Linked DNA regions of Homo sapiens: region 2 is linked to region 1. A link is a contact called in ENCODE Hi-C or POLR2A ChIA-PET data. All regions are on one chromosome and are shown on one strand. The core of a region is the stretch at or near the end of the contact, and the rest is flanking DNA. Distances in the headings are between cores, read along the strand shown. Region 1 holds the start of B3GALT6 (beta-1,3-galactosyltransferase 6). Region 2 holds the start of CDK11B (cyclin dependent kinase 11B).

The links. Hi-C counts contacts between places; a loop is a spot of excess contacts on that map. ChIA-PET counts read pairs that join two places held with the same protein, here RNA polymerase II (POLR2A). Pooled maps may share reads with other maps.
Region 2: a pooled map shows a loop between it and region 1 (12-fold over the local background). The contact joins the promoter of CDK11B here to the promoter of B3GALT6 in region 1. A Hi-C loop is called at or near these places in 1 of 37 single-sample maps with no recorded cell type and 5 of 50 pooled maps. POLR2A ChIA-PET finds 5 or more read pairs at or near these places in 1 of 52 experiments (PC-9).

Annotation. Positions count from the first base shown.
Region 1 is chr1:1,230,373-1,233,574 of GRCh38, reverse strand. B3GALT6 (beta-1,3-galactosyltransferase 6) reads right to left here and starts at 1,338. Exons shown (of 1, transcript NM_080605.4): 1 at 1-1,338. The coding sequence starts at 1,296. The coding sequence ends at 307. It overlaps SDF4 (stromal cell derived factor 4), which reads left to right and starts at 1,574. Exons shown (of 7, transcript NM_016176.6): 1 at 1,574-1,683. RefSeq lists enhancers at 257-938, 939-1,620 and a silencer at 1,237-2,096.
Region 2 is chr1:1,657,754-1,660,858 of GRCh38, reverse strand. It overlaps CDK11B (cyclin dependent kinase 11B), which reads left to right and starts at 1,855. Exons shown (of 20, transcript NM_033486.3): 1 at 1,855-1,945. RefSeq lists enhancers at 1,469-1,748, 1,769-1,858, 1,290-2,012.

The DNA of each region.
Region 1 (3,202 bases), core at 89-2,588:
CCACTGATAAGAGACACGGAAGATCGGAGCCCAGCCCCGTGAGCCGGTCGGGGACAGCACGGGGGTCAGCGTGCGGCCGGGCCCGGCTCAGGCTCGCTGAGGTCCAGGAACGGGCACCTCCACCTGGACACGGCGCGCTGCCCCGGCAACCCCCAGGGGTCTCCCAAACGCAGACCGGGACGCAGCGACCACAAGCGTGGCTGCGGGACGGGGGCCTTGGGGCCCGGGCGTAGTGCGCCCGCTCGGCACCTGCCCCAAGGCGCCGCCGGGTGAAGCAGGTGTCCCGGAGGGCCGGGCCGCGGCGGCTCAGGGGATGCCCTCCCTTCTCTGGCAGCACTGCGAGGGCGGCGCGGACCAGTCGTACACGTAGGACAGGCGCAGCTGCACCTCGCGCTTGCACAGGCGGCCCTCGCGCGCCAGCGTCGCGTGCTTCTCCAGCATGTCCTCCAGGCTCTGCTTGTGCGTCACCAGGTACTGGTTGCTGCAGCCGCGGGACCGGTATTCGGTGTCGAAGCGCGGGTCGTGCTCCCGCTGGACGTCCACCGGCGCCAGCCAGGCGCCCAGAGACACGTCCTCGCTGTGCCAGGCGCGCAGGTAGTCGCGGCTGAGGCGCAGGTAGTGCACCAGGTCGGCCGAGAGCACGTAGCCGCCGCCCAGCGCGTAGGGCAGGTAGTAGTCGCAGAGTTGCCAGGCGGCCTCGCGCCAGCGCCCCCCCGGCTTGACGCGGCCGCGGCCCGAGAAGAAGCCCCAGTAGAGGCGGCGGCGGCGCGCGGGCTCGCGGGCGCGCAGCTCGGCCAGCAGCGCGTCCAGCCGCGCGAAGGAGTCGTCGTCCGCCTTGAGCACGAACTCGAAGGCCACGTGCTCGTCCAGCCAGGCCAGCATGGCCAGCACCTTGGCCGTGAGGTTTTCGTAGGCGTCGCGCAGCGCGGGCAGCAGCAGCAGGTCCCCGTGCCGCGCCTGCTCCCGCTCCAGGGCGCGCCGCTCCTCGGCGCCCAGGCCGGCCGTGCCCACGGCAAAGCGCGCCCACACGTCGCCCGGGGCCCCGCGCCGCGCAAGCCACGTGCTGCGGATCACGCTGCGGCGCTCGGCGGCGCGGGGCGCGCTGGCCACCAGCACTGCCAGGAAGGCGGCGGCGCGCGCGGGCGCGGGGGGAGGCGGGCTGCGGCCCGACATCGCCCTGGGGTCCCCGGGCTCGGCCGCGCAGCGCGCCAGGTAGAGCAGCGCCGCCCCGCACAGCGCCAGCGTGCCCAGGCCTAGCGCCGCCCGCCGCCGCCACGCCCGCCGCAGCAGCTTCATGGCGCCCGCGCCGGGCCGGCGGCCCAGGCCGGACTCGCGAGTGCGCAGGCGCCGCCGGCTCGGGGCGGTGCGCGTGCGCACGGCGCTCCTGGGAGCGCGCCGGGGCCTTCCGCAGACGCCGAGCCCCGGGGCGCTCGGAGGCCGGCGGCCAATCGGCGGCCGTCACGTGGCCTCGGGCACCCTTGTCATTGGTCAACCTCGGAGCGGCCCCGCGACCGCTTCCGCCCGGAGGAGAGATGGTGGCGCCGGCGTCCCCTCCGTGAGGTCGCGCCCGTTCGCACCGCCCCCGCCCGCAAGAAAGATGGCAGTGGCCTGATCCGGGCCCGTTGGCGGCGTCACTGACGCTTCGCTCCGGTCCTCGGATCCCGAGCGCGGGGAGGCAGACCGGTGAGTGAGGGGCCCGGGACGGCCGCTGCAGGCCGCGGGGCCAAGTGTACGCCGGCCGGACGGCGAGGGCGGGTCTGGAGGCCGCCGCCGCCTCCCGCCTTGGGCTGGGGCATCGTCCGTCCGCTCGGCCTTGAGCCCTGGCGAGACTCCGCCGCCACCGGGGCTCCCGGGGTTCCCGGGGGCAGGGACAGGCCGACGACGCTGGCCTCCCCGGCCGCCGGCACGTCTGGTCTCCTACTGGCCAAAACCTACGAATGCCACCGGGAAACGGAGGCCCAAGGGGTCTGGTTGGACTCGCGTTTATCGGCGAGGCGACCTTGGACAAGCTGCCCCGCTTCCCTGCGCCTGCGCTTCCGCTTCTGAACCGCGTGGACCCTCATCCCCAGTTAGTAGGATTTGGAGATGTGAAGTCGGCTGTGTGGAGCCCTTGATGTCTGGCTCAGAGGCGGTGTTATGAACCCTGTTGAGCTTTTAGAATCTAACCGTGTGTGTTGTTAACTGCCAGAAATAGCCTCGTTCCACCAGAGCTGAAGCCCAGGGATGGCAAAGAAATAGCGTCTCTGCCTAAGCTGTTTCCCACGTCCGTTTTGCAAGGGTGTGTTGATTCCTTGCTGGGAACTGAGCTGCTAGGGGATGGCGAAGTCGAAACCCCATTCCGGTGGGACCGGCCCGCTCCGCTGTGCTGCGAACCTGGCACACCGTGATGAATAGATACTCTGAAGCCAGGAGAGGAAGCGCCACTTGATGGACTCCTGATATTTATAGTTACTTTTGGGTTACTTTTTATTCCCCCTTTTTCGAGACAGGGTCTTATCTTTTTGTTTTTGTTTTTTAAAGAGACGCAGTCTCACTGTGTTGCCCAGGCTGGTCTCACGATCCTCCTGCCTCAAGTAAACCGTGTAACTCATCAAGATATGTAGAATCAAGAACTAGCTTTATTTTCTCTAGGAACAAAGTACAGTCTCTTTGCACACAGCGTGTGTTTTACGACTGTAGTTAGTGGAGTCAGCACCAGGAGGAGGTGTCTTGGTTCTTATCCAGGACTCTCCCCTGGTCAGGCGATCTGGGACGACAGGAATAGAATTATGCCACCACTAGGGAAGGGAAAAGCCCTCAGCCATGTTCAGAAAATCAGGCCGGGTGCATGGCTCACGCCTATAGTCCCAGCACTTTGGGAGGCCGAGGCAGGAGGATCACTTCAGGTCAGGAGTTAGAGACCAGCCTGGCCAACATGGCAAAACCCCATCTCTACTAAAAATACAGATTAGTGGAGAGTGGAGGTGGGTGCCTGTAATCCCAGCTAACTGGGAGGCCGAGGCAGGAGAATCACTTGAACCTGGGAGGTGGAGGTTGCAGTGAGCCGAGACTGCACCACTGCACTCCAGCCTGGGCGACAGAGTGAGACTCTGTCTCAGAAAAAAAAAAAAAATCAGACATGAGCCCCTCACCCAGGGTTTCCTTCCTTGGGGGAACTCAGGCTTGTACCCCTCTTGGTTTGTGGCAGACTGCACTGACTTCA
Region 2 (3,105 bases), core at 606-3,105, 430 kb before region 1:
CACAAGGTCATGAGATCAAGACCATCCTGGCTAATACAGTGAAACCCCATCTCAACTAAAAACACAAAAAAATTAGCCGGGCGTAGTGGTGGACGCCTGTAGTCCCAGCTACTCGGGAGGCTGAGGCTCGCAGGATAATGGCGTTGAACCCGGGAGGTGGGGCTTGCAGTGAGCCGAGATTGCGCCACTGCACTCCAGCCTGGGCGACAGAGCAAGACTCCGTCTCAAAAAAAAATAAAAATAAAAAAATAGGGAGATTTCCCCAGTTACCAAGAACTCAGGAAGCAACATTAAGAGCTTGGGGGAGGCCAGGCGCGGTGGCTCACGCCTGTAATCCCAGCACTTTGGGAGGCAGAGGCAGGCTGATCACGAGGTCAGGAGATTGAGACCATCCTGGCTAACACGGTAAAACCCCGTCTCTACCCAAAATAAAAAAAAAATTAGCCGGGCATGGTGGCAGGCGCCTGTAGTCACAGGTACTCAGGAGCCTAATGCGGGCGAATGGAGTGGAGGCGGGAGAATGGCGTGAACCCGGGTGGCGGAGCTTCCAGTGACCCGAGATCGCGCCACTGCACTCCAGCCTGGGCAACAGAGCGAGACTCCGTCTCAAAAAAATAAAAATAAAAAAAGAGCTTGGGTACACAAAGCAAGCAGCATTTCATTCCGGGATGAAAAAAATTCCGATACCCATCGCCCTTCTTGGGCCCTTGTCAGTTTCTTGCCACATCTTTCATTTTCCCATTTCAGGCCCAGTAAATGCGGATGTTTATCTTCCATTGTTTGTTTCCTGAGATTCAGATGTCTAAAGCATTTTTCTGTGACTTTTCAAGTCAAGAGGAAAACCTGACATATGGAAAGGGAATTAATTGCTCGTTTTATCCTCTTCTCCTGCAATGCTCTGAATCCATGGGTTTGGAGTGGGGCCCTGGGAGTTGGGGGAAGCACCATACCCAGTGAGTCTGCACTTTGAGGACCCACTGCCAGTGTCAGCTTCAAAATCACATTGTAAAAGGCCGGGCGCGGTGGCTCACGCCTGTAATCCCAGCACTTTAGGAGGACGAAGCGGGCGGATCACTTGAGGTCAGGAGTTCGAGACCAGCCTGGCCAATATGGCGAAACCTCGTCTCTACCAAAAATATAAAAATTAGCCGGGCGTGGTGGCGCGGGCCTGTGGTTCCAGCTACTCGGGAGGCTGAGGCAGGAAAATTCCTTGAACCCGGGAGGAGGCTGCAGTGAGCCAAGACCACGCCACTGCACTCCAACCTGGGCGGCAGAGCAAGGCTCCGACTCAAAAGTAAATACATGAATAAATAAAATAAAATCACATCGTAAGAGCTCTCCCTGCCCTGTTTCTGAGTAAGGTTCAGAGTTAAATTCCGAGATCGGCCTTTACAAGACACACAGACCTGAGGCGCCTCACGAGGTAACCAGCAGGTAAATGGAGCGCGCTCCACCCACCCGCCACTAGGGGTCCCAGCGGTCAAGGGGGTGGAATGCGGGCGTCCATCGCGAAGGCATTCTGCTCGCAAGCCTTGGCACAGGCGCGGGCTTCGCTACCGGAAAAGTCCCGGTAGGATTCCGGAAGCCGGCCACGCGTTCCGCGCAGGCGCAAACTGCTCCAAAAGTGGGCGTCGCTCCTCCGGAGTCCCGATTCCTGCGTCACAGCCCGCGCCGAAGTCGGAAGTGCGCTCACCGGGCTGTTTCTTCTGGCGTCCTGGACCTGAGCAAGCGCTGTTTTATGCGTTATCATCCCGCGCAGACACAGGAAGTGCCGCACAGAGCGAGCCCCTGTCGTTGTCTCGAGTTCTGGGCCGGAGGTCGGCTATTATATCATCATTACGCGCCAATACAGGAAGTGACGATACTTTTGGCGCGCGCCGGTTGCTGTTTCTTCTCTGGCTCCGGGACCGGCGGCGGCGGCGGCGGCAGCGGCGGCGGCGTAGGGGTGAGTTCCGACTGGGCGGACCAGGTGTGGGAGCGCGAGGAGAACTGCGCACCGAGGTCTTTCTTCCGAGCAGGCCTCGGAGCGGGGCGGACCCGGGCCCGGGGGCGAGCGACACCCTCGCTTCCGCGGACAGTCTCATCCCGCACGGAACTTTGGGTGGTGGAGGCGGCGGGTCCAAACGCTGTCTGGAGCCAACGTCTGCCAGGCTGAACCTCAAGTGTGCGGGACTGAACCCGAGGAAATAGCCCAGTGCCCGGGTCAGGTGGCCTTGTTCGCGAGCACATCTCGGAGCATCTCCCCGGTCTCAAGGTGCAGCTGTCCAGTGTGCTAGTGGCTTCACGTAGTCCAAGCGGTCTTTCTAGCAGATTCTGACAGTAAAAGCAGTGTTTGATGAGTGGCAGGTCCTGAGTTAAGAGCCTTTAAACGGATGATCTTTAATCCGCGATCGATACTATCACGTAGGTGTTGTTATTCTGGTTGTACGGAAGACTAAACTGAGGTGAATTACGTTACCCAAGACCATACAAGAATGACAGAAACGAGACTTGATTTCAAGCGGTCATTTTTCAGAACCCATCACTCTTTTTTGTCGCCCATGCTGCAGCGCAGTGGCTGTTCACAAGCGCACTTCAGCCTGGAACTCCTGGGCTCAATCGGTCTCCCATCTCAGCTTGCAGAGTATATGGGACTACAGGCGCTCGCCACCTTGCCTGGCTTACAACTTATCATTCTTGTTTTTTTTTCTTTTTTTTTTGAGACGGGGTCTTGCTGGAGTGCAGTGACGCGACCTCGGCTCACCGGAACCTCCGCCTTTCGGATTCAAGCGATTCTGCTGCCTCGGCCTCCCGAGTAGCTGGGATTACAGGCACCCGCCACCACGCCCAGCTAAGTTTTGTATTTTTAGTGGAGACAGGGTTTTCGCCGTGTTGGCCAGGCTGGTCTTGACCTCCTGACCTTGTGATCCACCCGCCTCAGCCTAGAGCTTACTTTTTTTTTTTTTTTTTTTTTTTTAACCAAGTCTTACTTTGTTATCTAGGCTGGAGTGCAGTGGCGCAGTCTTGGCTCATTGCAGCCTTGACCTCTCTGATTCAAGTGATCCTCCTGCCTCTAGCAGCCTCCTTCCTGTAGCTAGGAATACAGGCACGCGCCACCACACTGGG